Linked DNA regions of Mus musculus: region 1 is linked to region 2. The links are chromatin loops, found by intact Hi-C in ENCODE. Cell type or tissue: gastrocnemius. All regions are shown on one strand. Links, peaks and the distances in the headings refer to the core of each region. The heading gives the core; the rest is flanking DNA.

Evidence for each region. Hi-C counts contacts between places; a loop is a spot of excess contacts. Peaks named below come from ENCODE experiments on the same cell type or tissue, not always from the same donor. Only the 100,000 strongest peaks of a DNase experiment are listed, where the experiment ranks them.
Region 1: it touches region 2 in a loop (5-fold over the local background); 27 of 42 quality-filtered maps call a loop at or near these places.

The regions. Positions count from the first base shown.
Region 1 is chr13:24,980,382-24,996,462 of GRCm38, forward strand. It overlaps Gpld1 (glycosylphosphatidylinositol specific phospholipase D1), which reads left to right. Exons shown (of 26, transcript NM_008156.2): 19 at 576-717; 20 at 2,127-2,235; 21 at 2,317-2,410; 22 at 3,647-3,826; 23 at 4,327-4,487; 24 at 6,511-6,537; 25 at 6,628-6,678; 26 at 9,655-11,555. The coding sequence ends at 9,741. It overlaps Mrs2 (MRS2 magnesium transporter), which reads right to left. Exons shown (of 11, transcript NM_001013389.2): 8 at 14,964-15,116; 9 at 14,344-14,461; 10 at 13,289-13,402; 11 at 11,914-12,807. The coding sequence ends at 12,697. Among named protein-coding and RNA genes, the nearest start is that of Mir12184, 8.4 kb to the left of the region's middle. In gastrocnemius, for the core only: a CTCF peak has its summit at 8,239 (motif pointing left); DNase peaks (open chromatin) are centred at 8,225, 8,713 and 8,817; H3K27ac peaks cover 317 bases.
Region 2 is chr13:24,929,800-24,945,880 of GRCm38, forward strand. Aldh5a1 (aldhehyde dehydrogenase family 5, subfamily A1) reads right to left here and starts at 7,862. Exons shown (of 10, transcript NM_172532.3): 1 at 7,452-7,862. The coding sequence starts at 7,769. It overlaps Gpld1 (glycosylphosphatidylinositol specific phospholipase D1), which reads left to right and starts at 13,353. Exons shown (of 26, transcript NM_008156.2): 1 at 13,353-13,450; 2 at 13,600-13,914. The coding sequence starts at 13,818. 9330162012Rik (cDNA RIKEN 9330162012 gene) reads left to right here and starts at 7,602. Exons shown (of 2, transcript NR_102323.1): 1 at 7,602-7,804; 2 at 7,986-9,250. In gastrocnemius, for the core only: CTCF peaks have their summits at 7,900 and 9,138 (motif pointing right); DNase peaks (open chromatin) are centred at 6,747, 7,855, 9,135 and 12,923; H3K4me3 peaks cover 2,342 bases; H3K27ac peaks cover 1,827 bases.

The DNA of each region.
Region 1 (16,081 bases), core at 4,007-12,006, 49 kb after region 2:
ACAAAGGGACAAGAGGTTATTTTCACAGCTTCAAAGAGTGGAACAGAGATGCTGTGAAGGCTGAGGGCCAGAGCCAACGTAGTTGCTCCAAGTGCCCTGAGAAGGCTTTTCTAAGTAGTGTCCCTTTGGACCCTTTGGAAATGGGCTTGTGAAACACACTTCATGTCTGAAGTGTGACATCTGCGAATAGTGCTGGGGCCCTGGGATCCGTGTATAACCAACAAGGTCTGCAAAATCTCAGAAAGGACCTGGTTCTCATCTGCTCATTAAAAGGACCCATCCCTTCTATTCAGGGTCCTCCCTCAGAAGAGGAATAGGTACCAACCATTCACTCATATAGAGGGTTGCTTTTAAGACAGGGTATCACACTACCAGGCTAACCTCAAACTGCGTATAGCCAAGGATGACCTTGAACTCTTGATCCTTCCACCTCCACATCCTAAATTCTGCGATTCTAGACGTGTGCCCCCATGCCTAGAACACGCCTGTCTTTGCTCCTTTCATGTTCGTTTATTGGGCCTGGGTTTCTTGGCTGATGATTGGTTGGTCGGCTGATGGAGCCTGGTGTTCTTTAGAATTACTGACTTTGGAGGAAGCTGACTGGAAGGTGAATGGGGAGGAGGACTTCTCGTGGTTTGGATACTCCCTTCACGGGGTCACAGTGGCAAACAGAAGCCTGCTGCTGATTGGGAGCCCGACCTGGAAGAATGTCAGCAGGTGAGTGTTGACATCGGGATCAGAGGAAACGATGAGCATAGGGGCACGTGCCAGGTGTTGGGGACCTCAGTAAGTATGAGGTATGAAGAAGGGGGTGAATGGTTATTGCCCTTAGAAGGAACAGCTCTGGAGGGAGGCTGTAGGTTCTTATGCAAGAACATTGCACAAGACATTGCACAAAGAATTTCTCAGACGATGAGTTTAAACACAGAAATATTTCATGTTACTGTTCTGAAAGCTGGAAGTCTCAGATCAAACTGTGGACAAGGTTCTGCTCCTGTTTGGCTTATATATAGCCATCTTTGTTAGAGTTATCTCTGCAAGTCAGAGCACTCTTCAAAGGAAATAGCTTATCCTTTTTTGAAAATATTTGTATACAGGGCTAGAAAAGGGTGTTAGATTTCCTTGGAACTGGAGTTACAGCCAGTTGTGAGGCACCATGTAGGTGCTGGAAATCAAACCCCAATCCCATGGAAGAGCAACGAGTGCTCTTAACAGCTGAGTCATCTCTCCAGTCCCAGAAATAGTTTATTCTTCAGCCACATATGACTGACTGGGGCACAGGGACACAAATTTAAGTTGTTCAAATAACATGTTCAAATACAGAAATGGTTTTGTGAAATTACATTAGTTACAGAACAAAAGAAAGTAAGAAATCAAAGCATTTATTTTTTCCTCGAAATAAGTTGGTGGAAACAACAGGTAGATTAGAAGCTCAAGGACTCGCTGCTAGCTTCAGAGGCTTCCTGAAGATGTTTAGCCCGGAGTTGGTGAGAGATAGTTGCCTATGGCTTTCAAAGGGCTTTAACTAAGAGTCACAGAGATGCTAGGTGAGATACAGAGATGGGCAGTGAGTGAGTGAGTGGCAGTTGTTAAAGAAAGTCGGAGACCACTTCTTGGCTCTGGCTCTGCAGCATCACAACAGTCAGGAAGCAAGCCAATCACTTGGCCATGCAGAGACCGTTCCACCCTGGGCTTCTCACAGCCCTCTGGTGTCAGTGTACTAATCTGCTCATATAAGGACTAAGTCCTGTTTGATTATGGTTCTCCCCAGTGTTCCTTCTCACTCGGTGATCCTTTTAAAGACATTGCCTCCAGCACAGTCTGATTCTGAAGTCCTGGCATCAGGATTTCCCCTCGGACACCAGCAGTGGGGTGGGCCGTGAGAGTGAACCAACCACTGGTAGCGGGCATCTCTGCTTTTGCTGCTGGGAGGAGGTGGAGGGTTGAGGCGAGACTTGGGAGTCTCCACGTTCGTGAGATTAACTTCATAGGAGCCAATGCTGGCAGTTCAGGACCATAGGACAGAGCCCAAGGTCTACATAGTAGGGTGAGGCTCCTTTCCTGGACACTAAACCCCTTGGGGACCAGCATCCTGCATCTGCCACTAACCACTGTGTTCTCCCCAGGATGGCACGCTCAAGCCACAAAAAGAACCAAGAGGAAAAGAGCCTGGGAAAGGTGTACGGCTACTTTCTCCCGAACCGCCAGAGCACAATCACTATCTCGGGAGATAAGGTACGGCAGGCTCCCTTTCCAGGACAGTGTGCTGTAGGGAGCTTGCTCGCTCGATCGGTAACAACCAATTGTTCTTTGCAGGCGATGGGAAAGCTGGGTACCTCCCTGTCCAGTGGTTATGTGAGAGTGAATGGGACCCTAACCCAAGTCCTGCTGGTTGGAGCCCCTACTCATGGTAGGTCATCCACATCCCATGAGGCTCTTTGACCATATTGTCTTGACAGAAAGTCATGGGACAAGTGGGCTTAAGTGCTTCCTGTTTAAAAGTCATGAGTAGCAAGTTGTGTATTTAGTCTCTTTGAATTTGTATATCATCATTTACAAAATGGCTATAGTATCAATACTTCAAATGTTGTATGCACGGAATGATGCACGGAAGTGAGTTTAAAGCTCCCACACTCTGACCCCAGAGCTAGAGAAGAGCTGCTTTGTTTTGTTTTAATTCTGTTTTTGTTATTGAGACACTATTTAGCCCAGGCTCACCAGAAACTTGGAGTTGACTCTGCGGGTCCTCATTCCTGCAGGCCAAGCGGAGGCAGGAGGATCAGAGGTTCAAGGCCAGCCTCTGCTATGTAGTGAGTTTGAGAGTATCCTGGACTACATGAGACTCTCAACAAACACACCCACAAATTACGGGATAGACAGATGACTCAGTTCTAGCACCTGTGTCAAGTGGCTTAACTGCCTGTAACTCCAACTCCAGGGGATCCAGTGCCAACTTCTGGCTCCTGTGGGTACTCGCTCATGCACATAAGATACGCATACACAGAATAAATATATAAAAAGTGTAACTCATATTTTTAAAAAATTTAAATTATTTTTATTATTTTAAAATTTTTTAGTTTTAGGATAGTCAAGTCCTTTAATTAATGCTGGCCACTTGAAGCATGTGGGGGTTGGGAAGGTGGGGTAGAAGGCCTGCCAGCAACTTCCTCATGTATTTTTCTTTCTTAACTAGAAAATGTATTCATATCTTATTGTAAGCATGTTCTATGTCAAATACTCTTCAAATATACGGTTGTTCTTACATATATAGCGCTTTTCTTCCTTGTACCTGCCACTGTGCTTTGCCTTAGGCACAGAACCAGACCTGGGGAAATTACAGCTACTTTTCTGATACACGATGGGTATCAGGGAGATTCCTAGTCTAGAGGAGCCAGTGTTCTGACACCCTTTCTGCATAGTGCCAAACCACTTCCCAGAATGCTTGCTTCCTGTAAGCGGGGAAGAGACTTGAATAGTAAACTTGTATCTGGCAAAGGTTTGGCTGCGTGGTCACCGTGCAGTTGGGGACAGGACAGTGTGAGAACATGCTGCACTTGAAGTGCACATTCCTGGGGCACAAATGGGAACACTGGTGGGGTCCTCTCTTCCCTCTTATGATGCTAGGAGGCCCTGTGGCTTGTTTCAGATGACGTGTCTAAAATGGCATTCCTAACCATGACCCTGCACCAGGGTGGAGCCACTCGGATGTACGAACTAGCTCCCGAGAAGACACAGCCTGCTCTGCTCAGCACATTCAGTGGAGACCGACGCTTTTCTCGATTTGGTAGTGTTCTGCACCTGACTGACCTGGATGATGATGGCTTAGGTAAGGCTGGGCATAGTGACTTTAGCTAAAGCTAACTCCCTTCATACTCAATGGACCTGTGTCCCAGTTAGATGGACTAGCTTCTGCCTCCTCATGGACAGTCCAGTGGCCCAAGAAACTTTTTTTTTTTTTTAAGACACCACCTCACTTAGTTCAGGTTTGCTTCTACCTCCTCGTGCAGCCAAGGCTGATTCTCAATTATTGATCCTTCTGCCTTTATCTCCCAAGCTGTGTGGCACTGCATGCATGTGCCACGCCTGGCTTCCAGGGCTTCTATAGACCAGAACTTAGATGCACACAAATAAGCTGCATTTCCTAAAGACTTAGTGGGAGGGTCACCAGGTCCATTACTGATGGATGACAAAGTGGGAAACAAAGGCCTTTCACTGACTTTGGAGGCAGCCGTGGCAACTGGTTACCTGTGGGAGGCTCAGGATCCCGAGGTGGAGGACAGAAGGCAGAGAGGAGTCTAATGCTTCTTTTCCATTTTTTGTTAACAGATGAAATCATCATGGCTGCCCCACTGAGGATAACAGATGTCACTTCCGGACTGCTAGGGGGAGAAGATGGGCGAGTGTACATTTATAATGGCATGTATACCACCTTAGGTGACATGACCGGCAAATGCAAGTCCTGGATGACTCCATGTCCGGAGGAGAAGGTAAGGGAGACCTGCGGAGTCCGTGATGGGCAAGGTCTAGCGCCTAGTCATCCGCCCGTGGGCCTACAGCTGTGCTGGCTGCCTCTAGAGCTGGAACCCAGTTGGACTTGGTCCTTGTTCACAGCTGGCCATGGCTTGAGTAGGTGCCCAGGGCAGGGAGCTAAAGGAGGTTTGGCCACATTGGAACTTCACCAAAAACTGCAGCCTTTTGATTTTTGTGTATTGCTTCCTTACTCCTTTCTCTGACGGGGTTCCTTACGTCTCTAAGCACTCAGCTTGGCTATTATTATTTGTTATTACTATTTATTGTTATCTTTCTTAAATTTGAAAATTAAGGTGTAGTGGCATATGCCTTTGACCTGAGCACCCAGGACACAGAGACATTTGGGTCTCTGTGAGTTTGAGGCCAGCCTCATCTATATAGTAAGTTCTCTGCCAGGGGTACAAAGTGGGACCTTGTCTTAAAAACAAACAAAAAATGATTTTTTAAATGGCAAAATGAAAGTTTAGTGTGAAAAATGTAGAAAATACAGAAACACAAAGAGGAGCATTAAAATTAACCTACTTAGAATTCTATAGGGCTTTCCCCTGCTAATCAGAGTGCATAATCTTCTAGTAGGCAGGAGGCAGGCTCTTGCCATGTAGTCCTGTTTGGCCTGGAACTTGTGGTAGTCTCCCTGTGTCTGCCTCACTGGTGTGGGGATCCCAGGCTAGCAGTACCATGTCCTACTTAGTGTGCACACAATACAGCACTGTGTGCAGCTGAATCCACATCAAAGCTACGAAGCTATTTTGATGCCAATGACAGACAAAGAGGCTGAAGGACAGAGGGCTTCTGTTCAAGACACACTGCAGACGGCAGCCAAGGGCCTGTGCTAAGACCTCTTTCTAACACTTGTTAACCAATAGGATCCCAACATGCCTGTTTTGTTCACAAATTAACTTGATTTTTCTTTTTTAAGGTATAGTCTAGGCTGGCCTCATATTTCCCACTTCCACCTCCCAAGTGCTAGACTTTAATCAAACAGTATGCAAGCTGAGCATTCCCAGGCTAAAACCTGAAACTGCAAAAGCGAAGACTTCTCATGATCTGACATGATACTGCAAATGAAAACTCTACAGTAGGGAACTGGTCTTGTGTACAGTCATTAGCATACTGTATAGAACTGTCAGGCTGTGGACCTGTCAGATATATCTCCTGTTTAGTCTGAGACACATCCTCTGGACATCCCAGTATATATCTGTAGATACTTCACATCCAGAAAAATCCCAAATCTAAACTCTGGACCCAGGCATTCTGGATGAAGAGTATTCACCTCATATTGAAAACATTGTTGGGCCAGTGAGGTGGCTCAGTGTCTAAAGGAGCTTGCTGCCAAGCTGGAGGGCCTAGGACCCACGTGGTAGGAGAAAACCTACTCTCAAGTTGCCCTCTGACCTCCACGTGCATGCTTTGGCACACATGCATGCACACACAACCCAAGTAAAATAAGTAGATGATGTAAAGAGGAAAGCACAAATGACAGCAGCCTAGAGCCTAGATTTTATGGAAAAGTACACATTGCTCTAGAGGGATGTAGATGTGGTGGTAATGGCTGTAACTCTACTACTCCAAAGGTAGAAGCAGGAGGACTAGGAATTCAAGGACAGCCTTGGCTATATAGTGAGTTTGTGGCCAGCCTGCATTACATTAGATCCTGCTAAGAAGGGAGGTGGGAGGGGGGTTCTATCTGTTAACTTTTACCTTGGAATAAGCCCATTTAACTGACTTACCACAAGTGGTGACCGCTAGTCATTATGGCTGATTCTATTATACACCACAGGGCAAACATTCCCATGGAAATGATTCCTTACAAGACTAGGTTTTAGGATCTAGGCTTCTGTAAATGGGATTTCTAGGTTACAGGGCATACCTGGAGGAATCTGGAAACACTGAAATATGAGCACGAAGCTGTCAGACTGGCTCAAAGCTCTGCATGAGTAGTAACCATGCTAAAGGTCTCCCCACTGCTCTCTTTTCCAGGCACAGTATGTACTAACTTCTCCAGAGGTAAGTACCCCAAGGTCTGACACCCCCACCCCAGCCCCTTGTACTTATTGGTTCAACTGCTGAACCAACCATGGTGTGCGTGTTTTACAGGCAAGTTCAAGGTTTGGGAGCTCGCTGGTGTCCGTGCGGTCTAAGGGAAGGGTGAGTACAGGGCCTGCGCTTTGACACCAGCTCTGACAAGCCTTTCTTAGTTTAGAAAAGAAAGGAAACAGGAACTTAACCTCACTATTTTTTAAGTGTGAGACCCATGCCCCCCCCCCCATGCCCTCCCTCTGTTGCTCTACAGAGGGCTTAGCAGGGCCTGTGGGACAACTATATTTACTTTTTAAAAATACTTTAAGTAGCTGATAGAATATTTGCTGACATGAGGTTTTTATGGCGTTGGCTCTCAGGGTCCATGACTCAAGGGTGTTTGCATGTGGTGCTGAGGACGTGCTCTCACTCCTGCTGCCTCTGGCTGTACACACTGCACCACAGCTTCTGAGACAGTTCTCACATAACCCCCAGTATCCCCTGGCCCTTTATGGCATTTGCAGATCACTGCAATGACAATGTCCAGACTGCTGATTTTTAAAACATGTTTATTTGTGTTACAAGTATGTTCATGAGCCACAGTATACTCGTGGTGCTCAGAGGAGCAGGGGAGAGCCTTTGCTCTCTCTTCCCACCATTCGTGGGTCTCAGAGACTGAATTCAGGCTGTCAGGCTCGGCAGCAACCTCATGGGTAACATCCTGGGTGCCTGGTCCGTCTTTTAATAAGTCTAGACCAGTGGTCCTCAATCTCCCTAATGCTGCAATCCTTTAATACAGTTCCTCATGTTGTGGTGACCCCCTCAACCATAAAATTATGGTTGTTGCGACTTCATAACAGTAATTTTGCTACTATTATGAATTGTAATGTAAACATCTGTATTTTCTGATGGTCTTAGGCAACCCCCATGAAAGGGTCATTCGATCCCCAAGAGGTCACAACCCACAGGTTGAGACCTGCTGGTCTGGACAGACACCTACACCATGGCTACACTCTTAGGCACCTTTGTTTCCTTTCAATGAGTACTTCCAATAGTTACACAATACTTTATTTTTTGGACAGTCCATAATTCAATTAAATTACACTCTTATATTTATGCTATTTCCATTTTTTTATTATTGCAGATAGTGCTGTAGTGAACATTTTTGCACCTGTATTTTTACATAATTATGCAAATATCCTTGTAGGCAAGAAACACAGCAGTGGGACTCCTAAAAGTTTCTTCTATATATTTAATATTTCAATAAATATAAGAAATTTACCTTAATATATACTAATAAAGAGCCAGGTGTGGTGACTCATGCCTCTAATCCCAGCACTTGGGAATCTGAGGTAGGCATCTGAGGCCAGCCTGGGACTCAAGAGTTCCAAGTTAACTTGAGCTAGAGTGAGACCCTGTGTCAAAACAAAGGAAACCAAACTAACCCACAAAAGCATTTGCTCATCCCAGGACTGGTATTTTAAGACTGTGCCAGGCTATTAACAAAGGAAGGATGCCGACTGCTCGGAAGATACACACAGGTCTGTGAGACTGGCACACGACGAGCAGCTGGGGGGCAACGCTGGGGGGCAACGTGAGCAGGAGTCCCAAGCGTGGGCAGTCCTAAACTGGTGACAGCAATCTGGTAAAGGCTTGGGAGGTGCTTGGCAGACTCACAGTGAAGTTGCCCTCTGGTGGCCAACAGTCCTCACTGACAGACCATGACAGACCAGGGTTAGCTACTAGAAACAGCAGTTATTAAGTTTATGGAAGGATTCTCTAAAGGATATGCTTGGCTTTTACTTACAATTTTATGCATTTTCAAGAAATTAGACATTGTCTGGAACACTGACCAAGGGTAGCAGTGATCAAGGTCATTGGAAAGGACTTTACAGTTAACTCTGTTAACTCTACAAGTTAGCCTTCCTAACTGCAGTTCACTTGTGTATTAACATCCCCCACTTTCCCATCTCACAACTAAGACAGGCTATTAGCTCAGTGGCCTTTCCCTGAGACCTGAGGTAGGACTCAGGAAGGAAGGACACGTGAGCTGGTGGGACTGGAGACGTGTGTAAGGAGCACTGGCACTGTCATTGTGCCCATGTCAGTTGGTGAGCCTCAGCAGGACATTGACTCTGCTTCACTGGACAGCCGAGAAGACAGAGCAGTCCGACACGGCCAAGTCTCCGCTTACAGCTTAGACCAAAGCATAAAACGCAGCTAAGACCTTTGGCATCAAGGTACAATGACACAGGGATACAGACAGTGGCTGTCTATGCAGAACTCGTGGTTCTGAGATGGTTAGACCAGGGAGATGGCAAGCAGCCAGGAAGTTTAACTTTTGGGGAGGAGCATGGTTTGACCAGGAAATAGAAAGGAGACATAGAATATAGCCAAAGTAAAAGCACATTTAGTAAATTAGTAATTACATAAAAAATGGAAGAGAAGAAATTACCACTTTGCCAACTGAAAAGATTATTTTTCTCTTGTGTTGACTGACCTTGGCGTATTATAAGGCGGTGCCAGTAAGGGCCCCACCTAGAATCCTGATACATGATCAGGCCACAATACATTGCTACCATTATTATCATTTTGGGATTATTAATGTTAAAATACAACCAACAAGATAAATGTCACAGCCTGCTGTCTAAAGTGCTATCAGCCAGCATAACCAGCTACACTACTCACCAACAAAAATCTAAAATAACTTTTGGCTATTCCCCAAGATCAAATTGAACTGTTGTGAAGATTTGCCATTACTACAATGTTTCACAACCTGCAGCAGACTCTGGAGAGAATTCTGAAAGTGAGCTTGAGAACAGTGTAGGCAGCAGGGATGCTTTGTGAAGGTGGCCCGTGCAAGCCCCCGCCACTCCAGATGTGGGCACATGCACCGACCACAGTGAGGTTCTGGGGTCCCCTTGTACAACAGTGGGGTTTGGAACTTATCAGATCTGAGAAAGTGGCGTCTGAACAAAGAGAGAGACACAAGTTCTGGCTGTGGGGTGTGGCCAGCATTGCTTTTATGTGTACTTCAGAGCACAGAATGACGTCTGCTTCATGGTGGGAATGTCACTAGTGCTGTCTGTCTTGTGTCCTCCACAGAACCAAGTGGTTGTTGCTGCTGGAAGGAGTTCTTGGGGAGCCCGGCTCTCTGGGGCACTTCATGTCTACAGCTTCAGCTCAGACTAAAGACGGCACTCTTCTATTCAGCCCCGCTTTCTTGAGCCAAGTCATCTCCAGGATGGACAAAGTAGTTCTCCGGTGGAGCGAAACCTGGGACAGCCAGGCTGCCTAGAAATATGGTCAGCTATGTGTGGACGCCGTGTGATAGGAGCAGCAGGCTGTGAGGTCCCCTCTCAAGCTCTTTCTTCTGCATCCTCTGAGTTTGCTGCCGGTGCTTGGGACTTTATCAACCCACCTCCTTTTCTGTGGGAATACCTGGCTCTCTTGCCTAGAAAGGGTGTAGTTAGCTCTTAACACTCTCCATATAATTGCTCCTATAAAAAATCCTTGGTAGTGGTGGCTGGTCCTATTTGGATCTTAAATGTACCCCAAATCTCCTATGTTGAAGGCTTGATCCTTAGCTTAAAGAAGGTAGGAACTGTGGAGTAGGACTCTGTTGAGGAGAGTTACGTACTGGGTTGTATCAGGACCCCTGGGCCTTCCTTGCCTCTCTGTTGCCAGCTGAGCTGCCATGACCTGGGCAGCTCCCCTCTGCCACAGCACCCTGCTTCTTCCCCAGCCCCAAAGCAACAGGGCCAAGCACCCTGGCGCTGACATGGCCGAAAACTGTGAGCCCAAATAAACATTTCCTCTTTTTAAGCTGTTTATCTTGGGTATTTTGTCATATGTCTGGTGAAAACAGTGGGAGGAGGAGAGAGGGGCGTGGGGAAGGGGCCACACTGGCCCTCCTCACTGCTGATCTCTGTGCTCCCATTCTAAACAGTCAAGTACAACTACAGACACTAAGGAAGGAAGGCACAGCTGCTGTGAGTACACACTCTGACTCCTAAGGCACAGCAGGAAGCACAATGGGACATTTGGTTTAAGTAGTGGTCCAACCTATCTAAAGAGCACAGCCAGCAGAAGGGCCATCGTTTTGGTACACGGACAGCAATTAGCAAATGTAAATGGCAAGGCGAACCCCAGAGCCTTGTGCACAGCAGGCAGGGGCTCCCTCAACCCAGCCACACAGTGCCAGTGATTTTGCTCTGTAATGGATGGACAAAAGCCTGTCTAAACATGGCCAGAGGATTTGTCTTTTGTTCAGTGCCTGAGCATAGCATGTAACAGGCATCAGATAAAGAAAACTTAAAGCTTACAGAAATCCAAACATCTTCAAGTCGACAGGATACTGACTGTATTGAGTCCTCTGTGAGAAAGTACATGATACACCCACGTTTGGATCCTCCCATTAGAACCTCTTTGGCCATTACTTAAGTTATCACACTGAAGCTCAAATGTAGCTTCACTGCAGCCAATCACAGAAATGAAGCTGAGCGCAGCTCCTGGATCCCAGCACCCAGCAGCCTGTCAGTGAGCTGTTTAGCCTATTCCAGTCTGCTGTCAGGAATCACTTCACAGGATGACCTCTGCTCTGCCCACATGGGCTCAGAGGCTCTGAACGTTAAGGACAGACCGGATCCCACCTCTTTGCTCACACCTGATGTGTGACTGCTTTCTCAATCACTAAACTCAGTATTTGCTATTTACAGTCCCTTTAAGGAGCACTGTCACTCAAAAACCCTACCTGACCTAGCCACCTTTAAAAACTTTAAACTGCCGGTTCTGTCCTTTTATGTGAGGTGAATTAATTACATTTTGGGGTGGAAGCACTTCATTATTCCTTCCCTGTAGGCTAAGCGTTGCTCTGGCCTCACTATAGTCTTACAAGTGCATTACTTTGGGAAGCACACTTTTTGGTATTGTAATGTTCTAGCACACAACTGTATGAAACCTCCTGAGAACACACAAGGGCAGGCTGAATGGTTATTAGAACAACAGCTTCCAAACTTACAGGTATGAGCGATCTGTCTCTTCCCGTGCAGTTAGAGGGCTGACCCCCCAGCTCTGCTCCACCAGGCGAGTGAGCACTCTAAAATGAGCAGCACTCGCAGCCTCATTTCAGATGGTGTTTTGAGTCAGTGTCTTACTTATAGTCCAGGTGGGCCTGGAACTCACTCTATAACCTTCACTGGCCTAGAACGTAATCTGTAGCCCAGGCTGGCCTCAAACTCTTTGTAATCTCCCTGCTGCAGCCTCTCAAGGACTGGAGGCACAGCTGGTGGAGCAACCATGGCCTGCTTTGCCATTTGTTTTAAACGAGAACTTTTGACTGGGAAGATCACGTTCCCACAGTTCTTGCATTAGCTACGTTCTTGTTTGACAAGCCCATCTGCTAACTTCTGAGAGGTCGGCAAACACATTAGCTGGCTGTATACATTTTCTCCTGGGGAGGGGGTAGTAGGACAATCTCTTAAAACAGGCAATCATCAAAACAGCTATAAAATTGTAAGAGAATAAACAAACTCCTTCTTTAAACCTAACTCCCATGGTTCTATTTATAACTAATCAAAAAATAGTAAGAATCTTGATTAACTGGAATCCAAATATGCTGACATTAAATTATACCTCCTTTCATTCATCTTATATATAAAAGAGAGCAAATGCCTGGAAGGTCTAACACTCCTCCAGAGCTTGCTGCAAGGCTAACAGATCCATTAGCTTTCGTTCCTGAGTGAGAACCTGCTAGGAGTGTGGGTCCCTCCCTGCGCGAGGAAGTGAGGTCTGTGTGCTCAGGAACCATGGGCTCTGCCAGTCCCTGGGCTCCTTCAGCACGAAGCTGCACTCTTCTTGATATGTAGAATGACGCTGAATCTACATAAGTCTACCTCACAATAAATTAATCTATACTTTAAAAAGCCCATAAAAACAGTATTTCAAAAGTTGGTAGGACACAGGGTTTTGGCCTTTTACAAAGAAACCTCTTCTTAGTCTCAAAGAATTCTGAAGATGTGATCAAGTTTAGTATTGTGAATGCCACAGTATTTTTAGTCAGACATAATTTAAACACCAGTTGTCTTTTTTCCCCAGAAAGTAATAATAGCTTCAGAAGTATACAAATCTTTGTCTGTCAGGCTGCTGCTAGCGGCTTGCCAGGATAGTCCTGCTTGCTCCAAGTCCTTCCGGCCTGAGGCTGTTTTTCACGTCCATCCTTCTATTGGCCAGAAGGGTCTTTTTAGGTAAGGAGGTCATCTACATAAAGCAGGAAAGGAATTTCAGTTTGTGTTTCCTTAGAAACCACTAACCAGAGGGTAAGGGAAGGCTGGGCAGGTCCGTGCCCGTGCACTTCCTCCAGCAGTGCTGACTCCACAGACAAGGGAGGAAAGGAGGGGCAGCCCCCAGGCTCATGAGAACACTACAGCTAGCTGCATTTCAGCACAGCTACAGGAAAGCCCTGCAGAGCATCTGTCTCAGTGTAGGATTCCTGCCAGTGTTCTACAGAAACCAAGTCATTTCCAGCTGATTCACTGTGCTGGACACTGCTAAGCATCCCACCTTATTTAACTGTCTACATCATAGGATGCACATAGTGTGGACTGGATTACTAGAAGGGAAAGTAAGGAGAACTTGCACAGGGTTACAAAGCCTGCGACCACTGAAACCCAGGCTGCCTGACCCTTGGCCCAGATCTGCAGAGAGCCCAGCAGTGCTGCCGTGAACCCCAAGTCCATACCACAGGGGGCACAGGAGCTTCCAGCTGTCTTCCAAGGAATGAGAGCAACCTCCTCCAGATGAGACCACTTCCCATAAACATAATCCCCGTAACCAGCCAAAACACGCGATGGTCCTGAAAGAAATGAGTTTGTTCCAGTCACAAAGAGGGGGGGGGGGTCAGGCTCCTCACAGACAAGCTCCCCGCCATTGAAGAGTGCTCCATAAAAAGCAGCGAGGACAAGGCCTGCAGTAAAGAAAGCCCAAACACCACGGCGAGGGCAGGACTACTCCTCAGTCTCCTCACAACTGGGGTCTGCTGCACCTGGGACTGTGTATAATGCAACTATCAGAAAATGCTGTAAAGGCAAGGCTTTGCTCTGCAGCCCAGGCTGGCCCTCAATTCCTGGGCTTGAAGAGCTGGATCTGCAGGTGTGCACCACCACACCAGGATGAGAAAGGATTTCATTTTGGGTTGAAATCCTCTTGTTTTATAGAAGTGCAACTTTAGTTTCCTGAGGCTCTCATCTACAAAGTAGGGGAAATGTGTCTATTTTATAGAGTTGTGGTAACTGTACCAAAGAAGCCCTATATATGTAAACTCCCAGGAACACACAACTAAAATAAAATCCCTTATTACCACTGCCTCACAGTTAGTCAGTGTCTCCTGGGTACTTCCATGTTCTAGGAAATAACGCACAGGGGCCACTGGTAACTGCCTGACTTCTAAGTGAGTTATAGCCTGTGCTCAGGTGACATCTTTATTGTCAGCTTGACTAGATTTGGAACCCCTCAGGAGTCAATTCTGGGAGGGTCTCCAGAGGGGGCGAGCCCCCTGCTCCTGACTGTGGCCCACATGACCAGACGCCTCCTGCTTTGCGACCTTGCCTTCCCCGCAATGATGGACTGTGACTCCTTTAACTGTGAGCCAAAACCAACTTTTTGCACCTTGTGTTGCCTTTGCCAGGGATTTTGTCACAGCAATGAGAAAGGGAACGAATATACTTCAAACAAATCTGACCATTTAAACATTATAAAATAAAATCCTGTGAGCTATTTAAAGAGTTGCATTCTTACCTCTTCAAGGGAAGATTCCAAATTCATGCCAAAAGCAACTCCCATCAGACCAAAGAGTGAAAGGGAGAAGGTTCCCATGGTCAGCTGGAGATTTAACCTCATCATCACATTGCGATGGCTGCAGAGAAAACAGCCCACTCAGACCAGCACACACCCAGATCCAGCAACACCGAGTGAAGGCCGATGGAGGCTGGGGGTGGTCACTCTTCACCTTCAAAAGGAACTCCTGTGATGTATTATAATATTGTAGCTTGACAAAGTTTAGAATCACCATAGAAACAAATGTCTTAACTGAGGTGGGAAGACCCACCCTTGCCATAGGTGGCACTAGTCCGCAGCTGGGGACCTGGAGAGCATTCACAGGGAAGTGAGCACAGCACAGCACTCACCTCACTGGTTCCTGACTAGGACATATGAGCAGCTACCTCAAGTTTCCCTCAAACTCTGAGTCCAAAAAACCCATGCATCATTCAGTGCTTTAGCCAGGCCATAGGTAACCAATAAAGCCCACTGGAGTAGTCCCAGATGTGATGGTGTGACTTCTTCCAAATGCCATTGTTTTAAAAAGTGCTTCTTCGTTCCTAACTGCAGTGCTTGCCCCCTCTGTAGGGCATCCTCACCTGTCTAGGTTGATGAAGATAATGCTCTGCGAATCGTCAATCAGGACCCGAAGCTCGCGCGCCTCGTTGGAGAGGTCCTCTGCTAAGCGGTAGTAGTTCTCCAGCAGCAGCTCCATCTCCTCTGCGTGGTCGATCCCAGTGCTGCTCTTCTCACTTCAGTACAGTCAACAGTCAGCAAACCCAACACTGTGCAGTGCATCCTGACCCCCAACTCCAGCCACCGGGGAGAGAGCTAGCCTTGTCTAGTTTGTTGTCTAGCCTTGTCTCACCTGCTGTGACTGCATCCCATTTGTGAGCTCTGTCAACTGATCCTAAGCATATGCACGCAGCCCTACTCAGAGGAGCTCAAATCACTGTGCCCAGGCCCTCAATCCAAAAGACGCATGGAAACGCAGCTGTGAATACTGATGAGATAGTGCAAACACTAGGGCACTATGGAGCACAAGAGAACCCAGATTAACTTGAAAAGAGCATTTCCTGGGGCTGGACGATGTCTCAGTGGTTAAGGGTCTTCCAGATGACCTGGGTTTGATTTCTAGCACCCTCATGGTGGCTCACAACCATCTGTAATCTGAGAATCTCCAATTCTCAGAGATCTGATGCCCACTTCTGGCCTCTGTAGACATGGAACATACAAGTGGTACATAGACATACATGCAGGCAAAACACCTATGCATATTTGAAAAAGCATGTCCCTTTGAATACAATCAAGTACAGCAGTAGCTGATTTCATCCTCCCTGGATGAGTGAGCAGAGGACCTAACTGCTGTTATCTGCTTCCCCGAACACATCCTATTAGCAGTGTGAAGCTCTAGCCTGTGTGGGTGGATAGATACCACAGGTCTGACTGTCGACTGAGGCCGTAAAGTACTCTAAGGCACACCTTTCCTGCAGGATAGATTTGGTAAAAGTGAATTGCATTGGCATGTTTGTAGGATTAAATGGTAGGAAGAGTGGGTCGTATGTTTTGTCTTGGGGGAACTAAAAAAAGAGAAAGTACTTGTTACTGTTTATGGTGTGCGAGTGACGTGGGAGTCAGAAGACAGCATACGGCTGCACCCTCCTTTCCCTTTCCCATGGACTCCAGGCATCCAGCTCAGGTCAGCATGCTCGCACAG
Region 2 (16,081 bases), core at 5,417-13,416:
AGCATCTTGTTACAGCAGTTGTAGAGTGCTGACGGATACCTCTGCTTATGATGAAATTATACCATGATTTCCCACTGGTAGTCAACAACAGCCTAAAGTGAAAATGCTGCTAACACAAGTAACAGGCTGAGAAGCTGAGCTCAGCAACACGATAGAAAGTCAAGATCTTTTCATAGCACAGCAGTCTCATTGCTGTGGCCCAGCATCCACAGGGATATGCCACTGCACATGGCTCATCCAAGGAAAGATCAAAAGTCTCAATTCCATGAATCCCTTCCACTGAATATGCACTGTTCTCAAACTGCCATAGAGTGGGAAAACCCTAACTTGACTAATAAGTTGAAGGTGCCCTGTCCCCCATAACTATGGGGTGTGTAGACGTGCAAAACTCAAACAGGGTCCCAGAAAGGCAGAAGGGTGGACAGTAACATGTGGCTCCCATCCCAGCTCCTCTGCTAGAGTTCTAGCACCCACCCCTGTCTCTTCATCCACAACGTGATTCATATGCACGCCTCGTAGGATCTTCAAAAGACTAAACACATCACTTAGGCAAGCACCAGGAATAGTACTTAGCTTTCAAAGCCATCCACAGCCGTATTCCCTGAGCTTGTGACTGCTACCTTAGATGTCAAAAGGGGCTTTGCTAATATGATCATGGGTTGAGAAGCTGAGACTATTCTGTATCTCCAAATGGGCCCAGTGCAACAACAAGAGAGACTGTAACTGGACAGAGTCAGAAGGTCTGATGCAACCAGAAAACCAAGTGTCGGAGGGACGAAAGCCCATTGGCCAAGGCACCTGGAAAAGACAGGAGAACAAATTATCTCCTAGAACTTCTAGGAGGAAAAAAAACCTTGCAAACTCAAGCTGTATGTGAAGGTCTATGCTTTAATCCCAGCACTTGGAAAGCAGAGGCAGGCTGAGCTGTCAGAGTTCAAGGTCAGGCTAGTTTACATAATGAGTTCCAGCTTAGCCAGGATTACACAGAGAAACCCTGTCTTAAAAAACAAAATAATGGGGGCTGGTGAAATGGCTCACTGGGTAAGAGCACTAAGTGCTCTTCAGAAGGTCCTAAGTTCAAATCCTACCAACCACATGGTGGCTCACAACTACCTGTAATGAGATCTGATGCCCAGAAGGTGTGTCTGAAGACAGCTACAGTGTACTTATTTATAATAATAAATAAACCTTACAACAAGAAGAAAAGTTGCACCTATAGGTGACAATATCAAACTCCTTTTAAATTGGGAGTGGGGAGTAAATATATAAACCTTACGTGATTTTTTTTTCTCTTGCCAGGTTATCCAATGCGGTGGTTTATCTGACAATGCTTTTGATGCCTGAGAATTTGTGGGCAAACCTAAACATTGCCAGTGTATGTGATTATGAAAGTAAATAATAATCTCAGATTACTGCCTGGGCCTACTTCTAGTTCTGTTCTCTGTTTCCTGGCCTAGTCAGCCCAGTGAAGAGATCCACCATGTGGTCCAATCACCATGTGGTCCATCCACCACGGAGCTGTGTCACCATGCCTCTTCCACCATAAAAACCCAAATGCCCTTGGTGAGCCGGATTCAAATCTTCCTCCCGTAAGTTGCTCTGTCAGATATTTGTCTAACTAACATGCATCCTCTACTTTGCAAGGTGGAAAAGGTCATCCACACATGAAGGAAAGATGTAAGGCTGGTGATGAGGTATGTATGGACCAGTTCTGCTGCTTCAGAGAAAGGAGAATAGTGGAAGGCCAAGTGACTGAAGTTACACAGAACTAGACCTGCAAGAACACATAGACTGTGGCGGTGGGAGGCGATTGGCTTAGGGAAGGGAAGGAATTTACACTCAGGGAGAGAGAGATACAGGCAGTGCAGACTCAGGGGAAAGGAGGGTGAGCCTCATTTCCTGCCTGTGCGCCCCGCTGCTTCCTTCAGGGAATCTATGGAACTTTTCCCTCAGTAATGTTCCGGCACCCAGGGGCACTTTCAAGAAGGAAGTTCCCCTAAGAAGCCCCAGGCTCTTGTACTCTCGGAGCTGAAACATGTTCCTGCATTAGGGTGGAGGCTATGGTTGCATGACAGAATGATGTTGCCAATTTCAGAGGGGCCCCAACACCAGCAGTTGGTTGCCAAACTACCAACGGGTCTAGAAAAGCTCCCTGCACGCCTGCACTGTGACATCACTATGTGCCCTTGATCTTGGTGAACCACTGTGAGTCTGTAAAGTAATGCTAGAATATCCAGGAATCAGGTCTGCCCTAGTCTCCTTGCCCATCTCACTCCCTGCCCATCACGCCCACAGCTGAGTGTACACGTAGCACCTGCATGCATGACTATGCTAAAACAGCATGCCTGAGGGTTTATTTCATCTTACAGTCCACCATCAAAGGAAGTTAGTTAGGGCATGAACTGGAGGTAGAAGCCTGGACACAGGAACTGATGTGGAGGTCATGGAGGAGGGCTGCTAACTGGCCTGCTCCTGTGGTTTGCTCGGCCTCATCTCTTATGTACCCTAGGACCACCTGCCTAGGGAAACACCAAGTGCAATCACCTGGGCCCTTCCACGTCAATCATCCACCAAAAAAAAGCACTACAGGCCGATTTTATGGAGGTGTTTTTCGATTATGATTCCTCCTTCCCAGACGACCCACCTTGTGTCAAGTTGACATAAAACTAGCCAGCACAACTGACCCCTTGTCAACTCCACACACAAACACACCACTTTAGCCATAACCTTTCCTTTCTTGATGTTCTCTGAATATCACGTTAACATGAATCTCACTACGTAAAACATTCCTATTTTTAAAAGTCCCACAATCTTTACAAATTCTACACTTCAAAAGTTCAGTTTCTTTAAAACATCTCAAGTCTCTCTAAAACACTGAAACTCTCTTAAATACCCAACATCTCGGAGATATCCAAGGTTTCTCTAAATATCCAAAATCTTTGGAAGCTTTCAAAATATTTCTAAATTTCTGTACTGGATGGTTTTGTGTCAACTTGACACACGCTGGAGTTATCATGGAGAAAGGAGCTTCAGGTGAGAAAATGTCTCCATGAGATCCAACTGTAAGGCATTTTCTCAATTAGTGATGGGGGAGGAGGGTTGTGGGTGGTGCCATCTCTGGACTGGTAGTCTTTGGTTCTATAAGAGAGCAGGCTGAGCAAGCCAGGGGAGGCAAGCCAGTAAAGAACATTCCTCCATGGCCTCTGCATCAGCTCCTGCTTCCTGACCTGCTTGAGTTCCAGTCCTGACTTCCCCTGGTAATGAACAGTAGTGTGGAAGTGTAAGCTGAATAAACCCTTTCCTCCCCAACTTGCTTCTTGGTCATGATGTTTGTGCAGGAATATAAACTCTGACTAAGACAATTTCCAAAGTCTCTTAATTGTAAGTTCTTATAAAACCCAAAATAAATTAAACTTTTTTGTTGTTGTTCCAAGAGCAAAGAACCAGGCACAGTTGCAATCAGATCAGAGCAAAACCAAAGCTCAACAGCGCGAAGTGCATTATCAGGAGCTCACGATCTTAGACTCAGCTTGTGGCACTTCTCCATCTCTGCCATCCACAGCACACACAGCTTATCTCACAGGCTCAGGCTGGCTCCACTCCACAGCTGCCTGTCCTTGGTGACCATCTCATTATCATACCCCAAATGATCTCAGAAATGCTGGGCTATCCTGCTGCAGATGGGCTGCGCCTTCACCAATGGCCTCTCCTACGCTCTCCTCAGGGACTCTGACACTGACACATGGTGCCAAGCTGCACCCTCTTCGCGACCCCTTCAATCCTAGGGCTTCTACTACAACTGAGGTGCACCTTCACCGGTGGCCTCTCCAGGGTTCTTTCCAGGGACTCTAGCCTTACCACAGAGTGTCAAGCCTCAGCTGCTCTGAAGGACCCCTTCATGCCTTTAAAACCTGGGTAACTCTTATACTACCAAAGTTAGCTTCCAGCATGAGGTAGAGCCTCCATCCACTCTGGACCACAGCTTCTGTGGAAATATCCGCAGATTTCTTCTCAGTGTTACTGGTCTTAAAAAATCACCACTAATTTCTTAGCTCCTGCTGACCAGGACTGATTATCTCAGCCAAGCAAAAGTTTCCTCACGTCAGTAGCTCTTAATTTAAAATACCACAAGAAAGGCTTTAGTAGAGTCTTTAAGGGACTTTTAAACTTCCCTTTGGGATTTCACAAGCCAGGCCTCCGTCATCTGCACTACTCTTAACATTAGCTCCCAACCTCCTCCAGAGCAGCCCACTAAGCTCTGAGCACTCAACACAGCCCACTAAGCTCTGAGCACTCGACAGCTTTTCCTGTGCAGAGTTCAAATGGTACCACAGTCCTCCCAAAGCACACGGGCAGGCCCATCACAGCAATGCCTGTATCTGGTACCCATTTCTGTCTTCTTAGGGTTTCTAAAGCACACAGGCAGGCCCATCACAGCAATGCCTGTATCTGGTACCCATTTCTGTCTTCTTAGGGTTTCTAAAGCACACAGGCAGGCCCATCACAGCAATGCCTGTATCTGGTACCCATTTCTGTTTCCATTGCTGTGCTAGAGCACCATGACCAAAAGCTACTTGGGGAGGAAAAGCATCTTCTTTTATCCTACACTTCTGCATCACAGTCGGAAATTAGGACAGCAACTGGAGGCAGGAACCTGGGAGCAGGAACTGATGCAGAGGCCATGGAGGAGAGCTGCTGACTAGTTTGTTCCTCATGGCTTGCCCAGCCTCCTCTCTTACATACTCAAGGGCGCTCAGGGTGGCACCATCTACAATGGGCTGGTCCATCTCATATCAACCAAGATCATCTCCTACAGGTCTTCCTATAGGCCAGTCATTTTATTAAGATTCCCTCTTTTCAGGTGACTTACTTGTGTGAAGTTGACAAGACAATCCAGCCAGCACACACCCAGCACTGTCCAGCTCTACGACAGCGATAGAAGTGAAATTTCTACATCACGTCTAGCTTGATGCCTCTTTGTCCCATCACTCAAATATTTGGTGTCTTCAGCAATAGGTCTTACCATCATGTTCTGGGAGGTAACCCACAGCACTGGCAAGAGCTTTTAATAACACTAAAGACCTCTCTTTTTCTTTTTTAAAGTCATATGGAAACCTACTGTCTACTATAAAAGCTTCCATAGATAGAGGGATTTAAAATAAGTTACTCTCTAACAGGATAGCAACACCCTTTTAAGCACCACATGCTGACAAATAAAGAACCCAGTACCAGCAATGGATAATGTCTTTTGGAGTTGTTAGCCACTGAGGTCCCATAGACCTCCAAACAGTACAGGCTACTATTGATTGTGGATTCCTACCAGCTAAATCCATAGGGAAAACAAAATTATTTTCTTTATCAAGTTAGCATGCCTCAAGAACTTCCCTATTCCCAAAACAAAGAAACAACAATAACAAAAGCAAGCACAGGCCCGTTCATCGGCCACGGCCCTCTTACAGCCTCTTTCAGAACTCCCATTACCATTATCAAAGTCTACTGGGAAGTCCTTAGATGGTCCACAGGTCCTGAATGAAGCAGCTCCTTCCTCCCCAAGCTCTGTGACAGCTCCCTGCATCTCTTCTTAGTTCTTGGTCCACTCTAGGCCACAAGGGCCTCCTTGCTGTTCTGGAAGCCCAGTAGCCATGTTCCCGAGTTGCTCAGGATCTCCCCTTGCCTCTCTTCATCCTTATACCTAATATCCTCAGAAAGGCCAACCCTGATGTTATAGGAGAAAATGTGCCCCCTGCTAGAGGGAGGTGTTGAAGCCCCGAGTCACCTCATCAGTGCCTCAGAATGAGTCTTTAAAGAAGTGATTAAAGGCAGCTAGGCCTTCAGTCAACAACTGGCCCCAGAAGAAGGCCACGGTGATAGAACCACACAGACCAATTGGAGAAAAAGCATGATGTCTACAAGTTTGGGAGAAAGGCCTCAGATGAAACCAGGCCTGCCGCCATCTTGATCTCTGTTTTAGGGTTTCTATTGCTGCAACACAACATCATGGTCAAAAAGCAAGTTGGTGAGGAAAGGGTTTATTTGGCTTACACTTCGACAACACTGTTTATCAGGGAAGGAAGCCAGGACAGGAACTCAAACAGGGACAGAAACCTGGAGGCAGGAACCTGATGCAGAGGCCAATGAGGGGTGCTGTTTACCAATGGCTTGCTCAGACTGCTTTATTATAGAACCCAGGACCACTAGACAAGGGATGCCACCACTCACAACGGACTGGGCCCTCCTCCACTGATCACTAACTAAGAAAATGTCTTGTAGGCTTCCCTATAGTCCAGTCTTATGGAGGCTCCTTCCTCTCTGATGACCTTAGCTTATTCCAAGTTCACATAGAACTTAGCCAGCACAGCCTCTGACTTCTGGCCTCGGGAACTGCAGGAAGACACACTCCTGTCACTGTAAGCTGCCCAAATGGCCACCTTGGCCTCTCCTCTGACCTCTGGGCCTGCATGTGTCTTTTGCCCCCACATTATTCATCAGTTCCAGCACACTTCCTTGCTCTTTACAGCTTGCAGTTTGGATCTCCAAAACATCACGTAAGCTCTATAAGGGGCTGGATTTTCTTAAGATTCATTTATTTTATGCATATGAGCATTGGCTTGCATGCATGTATGTGTGCCTTCAGCAATCCCCTGGAACTGGAGTCCCAAACTGGTGAGAGTTGCCCCGGGAGCGCTGAGAACTGAACCCAGAAACTCTGCAAGAGCAGCAAGTACATCTCAAAAGGCGAACCGTTCTCCAGCCTCCCCCAACCTTTTTTCTGGACTCTGTATTCCAAGCACCTCCAGAAATACGTGGCACCCCCACGAAGGGTGGACCAATGTGAAGGCTCTAGTGCTTGTACCCTCATCAGGAGACAGCAGCAGGAAATGAAGGATAAAGAGACTATGATTTCATGGGGTTGGCTGCAGGGGTACTATCAAAAATAAAGGAGGAAGAATTTTTCTAAAATAATTTTCTGTCCTCACCATCTACCCTCCACTGTCCAGCCATCTCTGTTAGTAAGCGCATTTAGACCTAAAGTCAGAGAATGCCCCTAGACTTTTTCCCTCCTCTGAACGAAGCTCACATGTCCTTTCTCAGTGTCCTTGACACAGCTCCTACACATACAGCCCCAACATGCAACCTACATATACAGATACACATTCCCTACATACAGCTTTCACATACAGGGCTCTCTCTCATCTTCCTTCTACTCTCTCTCTCTCTCTCTCTCTCTCAGATAGGCTGGCTGACATAGCTCACTTTTATTATGCACACCTGTCGATACATGTAGGAAGGGGATCTGATAACCGTACGCATGCTCCAAACTAATTTATCTCTTTTTGTTGTTTGCTCTGGCTTTCCGTACTGTGTATCCCGAGGAACCGGTTTCACTTTGTTTCACTCTGTGGATCTCTGCTTCCTTCTAGGCCGGGATCCCGCACCTGCGGTGCTCTCACCTTGACCGAGACCCCTTTCCAGCTGTTGAAGGCATCGTAGGCGGCGCGCACAGCAGCGCGGGCCTCGGGTACCCCGCAGTCGGCCACGGTGCCCAGCTTGGCGCCGCTGGCCGGGTCGTACACCGGGAAGGTGGCGGGGGCTGGGAGCCAGCGGCCGCCCACGAAGCTGTCCCCGCGGAGTAGGTCGGCGTGGAGGCCCCCGGGGCCGCTGGCGTAGCTGCGCCGCGGGGTTCCTGCGGGCTCCGGGCGGAAGCGGCCGGGAGGCGGCAGCGCAGGACGCGCGGCCCAGAAGCTCCGCAGCAGAAAGCAGGTCGCCATGGCCCGGCAGTAGCGGCGACACCGGCAAGGGACAGGCAAGCGAGCTGCAGGATCTCAGGGGTCGCGGGAAAGCGGGAGCCCGGCGGCGGGGACGCGCGGGGTGGCGGGGACGCGCGGGGTGGCGGAGACACCGAGAGCGCCCTCTCTCTGAGCTGTTGAGATTGGAGCTGCGAGGAGACAGAGCTTGAACTGTGTTCCCCGCACGTTCTTCTCCAGGGCCTGCGAATGGAAAGACTCCCAGCAAGATGAATTCGTGCACATAACTCACCGTTCTCAATGTCGGATGCTCACCTGTCATTTCTTTAGGCCTTAATTGTGACGGGAGCACTTTCTGTTCCCCAGTTCCCCAGCCCCGGCAATATGCACTCCGTCTAAAGAAGGCACCAAAGGCCAAACTCGCGGTTTCATATGCTCGGGCTACTGAGCATTGGAACTGGGGATCACTGTTCAGTGAGGGGTGAAGTGTGGCTCAGTGATCGGTTCCTTGCATGCTTTTCTACATATCCCCTTCATGAATTCGGAGCACAGCGCTCCTGAGTACTGAGATTTGGGGCAACCGTTCAATTAGGGTCGAAGTGAGGCTTCCTCTTGCATGCTTTCTGTGTGTGTCCTCTGTTGGTCCTGAGCAGTGGTGCTCCCAAGCCACTGCCCTTTGCTTCGTGACGTAGCTGCTGTACATCAAGCAACTAACAGAGCTGAAGTTTAGTAACTGGAAACAATCATCCTAGAAGTAATAATAAGCCCGGTGTTGTGGCCAGCACTTGGGAGGCTCTCGGTAAGTTCAAGGCTGAGACCCTATTTTAAAAAAGAAATCAACAGGGGTGTGAGGATTGAACATAGCACTATCACCTTAAACAAAATCTTCATCCTCCTGCTGCATCTGGGCCCCAAACTCTGCAGAAGAAAGAAACCCTAAGTTTTAATTTGAATAAAAGAAACAGCAGGTTTGTGTTCAGAATACGTGGAGTCAAATGTTGTTGTTATTATTGAGAAAACATGTTATTATGTAGCCTAGGATGACCTACATCTCGCAGTCTTCCTTCCTAGAGTTCTGGAATTACAGGCGAGCACTACATGCCCCAGTTAGAATATTGTATTTGCAAAATGCCTTGGATGTTCTTTTAATTGTTGGCTTTGTCTTCTGCTGAGTCAGAGCCTCCCAGTCATGTGCCAGATACATCTGGCAGAAGTCTCAATAGCAGGATTTAATTGTGTGTACAGGTAGGTGTGCACACATATGTGCTGTGTGTGTTCACTACTTTGTCCTGTATTTTATTAAGGGAACTGGAGCGAGAAGCGGTCAAGATAAGGAGGGCCTCCGGTGGCTTTCTCAGCTATCGCAAGCTGGCCGGCCTGTATTCCTGCTGCCTGTAGGGGGCGCTCTACTCATAGACCATTCTATCTTCTCTGGACATTCCTTCAGATCTTGTCTTAATCACTGTAGACCCCAAACTTGAAATCGGCTTTGTGTCTCGGGATCCAATATAGAATTCACTGTCTCTCGTTATCTCTCTCTCTCTCTTCCTCCCCTTTTTTCTTTTATTTCTGTAAAGATTCATCTTGAAAAAAAAAAAAAACAGAAATAAAAGAAAAACATCTTGTTTGGTAACCAAAGCCAACGTCAAATTCACTATGCAGCCCAGGCTGGTCTTGAACTCAGGGAATCCACGGTATCAATCTGAGAGTATTCAAGCAAGTCACCGCTCCTGGCTTGAGAAACTTTGTAAAAGCTCTGCCTACTCTCCTTTTCAGCTGAGTTGCCCGCCTTGCATTTGCGCTCTAGGAGTAACACCGAAGTCTCGTAGCACTTTCACTGTTTGTTTCTTAGAAAGTGAGAAAAAAAAAACCCACAAAAATTCCCAAAAGCCTAAGCACACAATATTTAGGTTTAGTCTTACTGTTAATCTTCACAGCAACGCGGTAGTAAAATGCTTTTACTTACTTGTTGAAGGAAGGAGCTCACCAAGGCAATTGTCCCTATGGTCTGAGAAGTCCATTAAGTGGCACCCGAAACTTCCTACACTGATGCTTCTCCCCAGCAAGCCCCCGTTTGGAGTGGAAACAATTCCCTCCAGCCTCTTCCCCGTGACTCCCGGATCTTGGATGGGTGCTCACTAGGACCCACAGGAGAAACGCAGTCACGGGGGGCGGAGCCTCTTCTCCCCTTGGGTTCCTGGGTACCATGAGCTTCCAGTTCCTAGATTTTAAACTTACCTATTTATGTGAAGAACTGGAGGGTTGCCAGGATTGATTTTTTTTTCCCCCTTCTACCATGTGGGTCCCTGGGATTGGCCTTAGGTCATCAGGCTTGGCTGCAAGCACCTGATGAGCTATTATTATTCCTAACAGTGACATAGAAAGCTATGCTTTATTTTGAACGCTAAAATTGTATCTAAAGCTGGTCTTGGGGGCTCAGGCCTGCATTTCCAGCACAGAGATGTAGAGACAAAGAGATGGAGAATTCAAGGTAAGGGCTGGGGAGATGGCCCAGTGGGTAAAAGTGCTTGCCTTACACGCCTAATCACCGGAGTTCAATCTGCAGAACCCATGTAAAAAGGTGGATGCAGTGGGTATAGCTGCAGTTCCACCACTCCTATGGCAAGGTGGGAGCTGAAGGCAGACGGATCTCCCAGATGCACCAGTTAGCCTGGAGTACTCTGAGAAGCAGAAAGATGAAGAGAGACCTTGCCTCAAGCAGGTGTGTGTCTGTGTGTGTGTGTGTGTGTGTGTGTGTACTGAAACTTGTCCTCTCATCTCCACAGGCGTGCATGTGCGCGCACACACATGCACACACACACACACTTAAATAAATCAAGGCATAACTCAGCTACATAGATGGTTTGAGGAGAGCCTAAATTACATGCAGCTTTATAAAAAAATATTGTGTTTCATCATTTATCTGCATATGGAGACTAGTTTTCATTTCAATTGAAATTGACTTCATCCAACTTTGTTTTATACCCATATCTAAATTTTTAGAAATAATCTTATACTGACTAAACTGAATGCAAAGTTGGTTTATTGATAGGAACGAAATCAATAAATGGGTAGGGGATATAGCTCAGTGTTAGAACACTTGTCTAAAATGAAGGAAGCCCTGGATTTGATCCCCCATGCCACAAAACCCAAATTAAACAAAAATCAACAGGGAAAATAATAGAAGTCCCTGGTGAGTCTTTTGGGTGGGGGAGTTTTCTTCTGAATGATAGTTGTGAAGGAATATTGCACTTATAGTATACTGATCTCCACTTAAAATGCATTGTGCATTGGCTCATCTGATAAACACAATGACCCATAAGGTGGAAACTATTATTACCTCTGAGTCACAGAGAAGCAGAAGCATATTTTAATAACTTGCACAAGGTCCCTCAGCCTGAAGCTAGCAGGATTGGTATGCAAATGAGGCACACATTCTCACAGGCTCCTAGGATACCTGCACCCTTGCTTTTCAACTTGTATTTGCATTTCAGAGAAGCTCCGGGTGATGGAATCACACTGTCTCTTTATAAAAAAGGCCTGCGTTAGCAAGGTGGATAGCAGTAGGGGGGAAAATATTTTCATAAACATGTGGGCATGTACGATATAGGGGTCAGAGGTCAACATCAGGTATCTTTCTCAATAGCTTTCCTCCTCTTTATTTCTGAGATGGTCTTTCTCCAAACCTGGAGTGCATTGATTTGATTAGGATGGCTGGCCAATGCACTCCGGGAATCTGCTTGCCTGTGCCTCCCCTGCCCTGGAGTTACAGGAGCACAGTACTGTGCCTGGCTTTTAAATGCTGGTAAGGGTGGGAATGCGGTCCTCATGCTTGTGATGTCATGAGTAAAAGGCATCTCCCCAGCGTTTCTCAAAAAAAAAAAAAAAAAAAAAAAAAAAGCAACATTATTGCATAGCCATCACATGGCACTAAGTGAGGGATTCCTCCAGTTTTTGTTGCATTAACAAATATGGTCATTCTAAGCTTCGAATGTATAAAATATATAAGGAATCCGGGGTTAGTATTGGTTAGTAATGGAACCCATTACCTTCTCTGGTGTTTTATGTGGCTTGGTTTTCGTATATCTGCCTAAATAGCTCTTTTAGTCAGGGTTTTCACCTGGTGATTCTTGCCAGTCCTCTATCTGCTATCTTCTCGTCGTTGTTTTAAGCTTTTTACTGCATTTATTTACTTGTGTATGCGGGTGGAGACTCAGTCCTCTCCTTCCACCGTGTGGGTCCTGGGGACTAAACTCAGGTCATCAGTCAGGCTTGTTGGCAAGTATCTTTATCCACCGAGCCATCTTGCCAGCCCTGTTGTTGTTCTCAAGAAAAGGTCCCAGTGTGGTCCAGGCCAGCCTCAAACTTCCATCAACCATCCGTTTTCAGCCTCTAGAGTTCTGGGACAACAGTAAACGCCATCACCCCCAATTTTCTGTTATTGGCTGACTGACTATTCTTGGGTGCTCTTAGGTCCTAATTTAGCATCACTATCATCTTACCTGCAGACTTTAGGAGGCTCAGAGGGACAGGCAGGCCAACTGAGACTTCAGCACGCATAGTAATACTGGGGGATCCGCCACTGACTGTGGGTGGCTAGGACAAGAGGACACAGAGGAGAGCTTACTCATCCTAGGGACACTGGTTCCCCACTCCAGTTGGGTGTCATGTCACAGAGGGATGTAGGGCCAGAAGTCAGTTCTTTGGGGTTTTTATTTGGTTCTGTATAGAGAGCTAAAATTCTAGATTTATACGTCAATTTTCTCACTTAACAAAAAGTTAGTCTGATATGCTGAGCTCACACCTACTGTCCCAACACTGGGAGGTACAAGCAGGAGAATTTGGAATTTAAGGTCATCTTTGGCCCCATAAGAAAGCCAGAGCTATAAAACAAAGTGATGTAAGTTTATAAACACCCTGCTATCCAATTAAAAAACAAAATAACAAACCAAAACAAACAAACAAACAAAAAACCAAACAAACAAATAAAAACTTGTAGCCTGTGGCTTAAAGGCAGTTAGAAGCAGTCAGGACCAGTGCCCCTGGGTGGAGAGAACTACAGAAACCATGTCTACGGGTCTGAATGGGGCTGAAGATTACATAACCGACGGCTGCCTGGCAGACAGCCGGCTCAAATTCTCCCGTCTTTTGTTCATTCACCCTTCCCCTTGCCTAGCCCAAGGATGAATACTGCTTCCTCACAGCCTCTCGGGAGCACCCTGCTGCTTTGAACACTGACAGCGCATCATTTGGGTGTTAAGATCACCATCATTTATGTCCACGAATGACCTGGATTGTTTCCCTGTTTCTGATTGGCTACCTTATGATGAGTCTGTTCTGAGCCCAGCATTTTCCAGACCCTTGTCTCTTCGCCTTAATCTGCTTCCTGCCTCCACCTTGCAGGTGCAGTCAGTGTCTTTGGGCTGCAGGAATCCTTCCTTGCAACACATCTCGGGTAAGTCCTGTTGGAAGAGCCAGAGTAGATGGCCAGGAGTGGCTGGGGTTGTGTAACATGTCGAACTGGCAGTATCTGTTGCCAAACAACAAAAAGAGAAGCCGGTTCTCGGTGATCACCATAAAAGCTTTCCCAGCATGCACTTGGGGCTTGGGAGGATGAGGAAACTCTGATAAGTGTGAGGTGAGGATATTGGAGATGCCGCTCGTGGACAGCAAGGTAGTATCGGAGTGACCATCAACTGGCATAGGTAAGTGTCCGGTTTGGAAAGTAAATTGAAGGCAGCTTTGATTTGTTGAGCCAATTGCGTGTTGAGGGGAAATCTGGGTGGGTGGGATGATAAGGTGCCTCCAGCCAAGGCTTTTAGATCCCAGCAGATTGCTTTCTCTCCCCTCCCAGGTGGACAGTTTGTTTGCTGTTCTGGAAAAACTAAACAGTGGGCGATCCCCGTCGACTTCATTGGAAAACAGTGTTATTTTGAAACGAGGCTTGGTTTCCTGTGTCAGTGACCTGTGTAGAGGGAACACACCGAGTCCGTGCCTGGATTTGGGAGTCATAGTTTGGCTACAGCTAAGATTGTCCCCACGTTAGCAGAGCAGCTGAGGAGGAATGACAACATGTCTGCAGGCAGGCTGTGGTCTAGCCTGCTGCTTCTGCTGCCTCTTTTCTGCTCTAAAAGCTCATCTTGTGGTCTCTCAACACATGTAGAAATAGGTAAGTACTGGGCTCTGTGTGTGTGTGTGGGGGGGGGGGGGAGGGTCTGTCTGTCTGTCTATTTGTCTGTTTTACAGACAGGGTCTCCTGATATAGTTCTGGCTACCTTGGAGGTCACTATGTAGAATGGGTTAGCCTCAAAGTTGAGATGAACTTCCAACCTCTCTCTTGAGTGCTGAGATTATGTGAGTTCGACACCCATTCCTACCCCCTTCGTGTGTTAATTTTTGAAGATTATTTTTATTATTATTTTTTGGTGTGTGTGTGTAAGTATATGCACATGAGTGCACGTGTCCTTGGAAGTCAGAGGCATCAGGACTAAGGTTACAGGCAGGTATGAACGACCCAACATGGTTGCTTGTGATCAAATAATGTCCTGTCAAGAGCACTATGTACTCTTAACCACTGAGCCATCTCGACATCCCTCTTCATGTTATTAAAAGGACAAGAATCCATCAATGAACTTAAGAAAGAGATTGAAAATCTATCCCACATAGTGACACAACTCTTTCTCCTTTGGGAAGTTGCCTGACAGTGGAGAGGAGAGAGGAAGACTAGAAATATCCAGGGCTAGGAAATGGAAGGGTTGTTGGTTGTGGTGGTGGTGGGGGGATAGCTAGGTGAGAGAGCTGAGGCCCCGTAGGCTCCTTTATGTGAGGCCACTGGGTGTTCCTTGCAGCGGATAGTGAGGAAGCGAGGACAGTCACAGAATTAGGAGAGAAGGAAGGTGGATGTCTATGGCAGGGGTGTGAGACTAGTTTTGTGCTTTTATATTTCCAAGGACAGGCATTTCTAGGTAGATGTAAAACTTCATGTGTGGCCATTGGAGCGAGTCCCTGAGTGGCTGTTAGTGGCTCTTATGGGTATGACACATCATTTGAGCTTTAAGGTCACCCTAGTTTCCATCACTCACCTAAGTTATTTCCCACGGGTTAAGTGCTACCCATTGGCCTTAGGATGCTTGGCTTCAGGGAGGTAGGACAACCAGTGAGGCTGAGTGTTTGTTACCATTACAGGAGTCCAGCATCATAGGAATTATGATGAGGCTACAGACTCCAGTATGCCTGACCTTAGGGGTAGTGGCTGAGTGATCTTGACTGTGCTGGTTAGTTCTTGTCAACTAGACAAATCTGGGAAGAGGGAATCTCCCCCGAGGAACCTCCTCCATCAGATGAGCCTGTAGACAAGTCTGTGGGGCATTTCCTTCATTCATGATGGATGGAGGAGATCCAGTTCACTGTGAGCAGGAGATGTCTGGGTGTATACAAAAGCAGGCTGAGCAAGTATGAGAGCAAGCCAGTAACCAGCGCTCCTCTGCGGTCTCAGCTTCAGTTCCTGCCTCCAGGTTCTTGCTTTGAGCTCCTGCCCTGATTCCCCTCAGTGAAGGACTATGATTGGGATGTGTAAGCCAATTAAATCTTTCCTCCCCAAGTTGCTTTTGCTCATGGTGTTTATTTCAGCAATGAAAATCAAACTATGACATAGATAGTGGATTTAAATAAGTGAAAAGGGGGAGGGCCTTTTAAACTTATTTTTCCTAATTAACGTATGTATAACTGACAAAAATTGTATAAATTTAAGGTATGTGATGTGATAGGATATGTTGATAAGCTAATTAAAATGCTTATTACTTTGCATAGTTACCATCGTAAGCATATGTGGTAGGTCTCTTCTAACGAAGGGGTTTGGTTCTTATGAAATATATTTGTGATTTTTTTTAATGTGTAAGGAATGTAAAGCAATTCATAAAACAATTAAAATAAGAGTACATTCTACAGTGATTTTAAGACTAATTTTAGGTATATTTAATATTCTGGGCTTTCTTTTGTTTCAATAAAGATGATACTGTGTTATAGTTAAGCCACCTCTTTTCATTACAAAGAGGGACTAGGTTACACACGTAATAGGAAAAGTTAGCAGCATAAAGTAAATGTAGATTCTGAGCCCTGGCAGGCAGGATCCTAAGATCATAGTTACCAGTGTAAAAGGATACAGCGGGCCTTGGCCCTGGCCCAGGCCCAGACCTTCCAGTCTGCAGGGAAGGAAAAGGATTCACTGTTTCAGACTCCCTGGTGGGTGGTCTGGCCCAGAATGCTGTGTCCCAACAGTGAGTCAAACATTTACTGCTGAAAGCAAGTCAAGAAACAAAGGGAAAGGGACACAGACT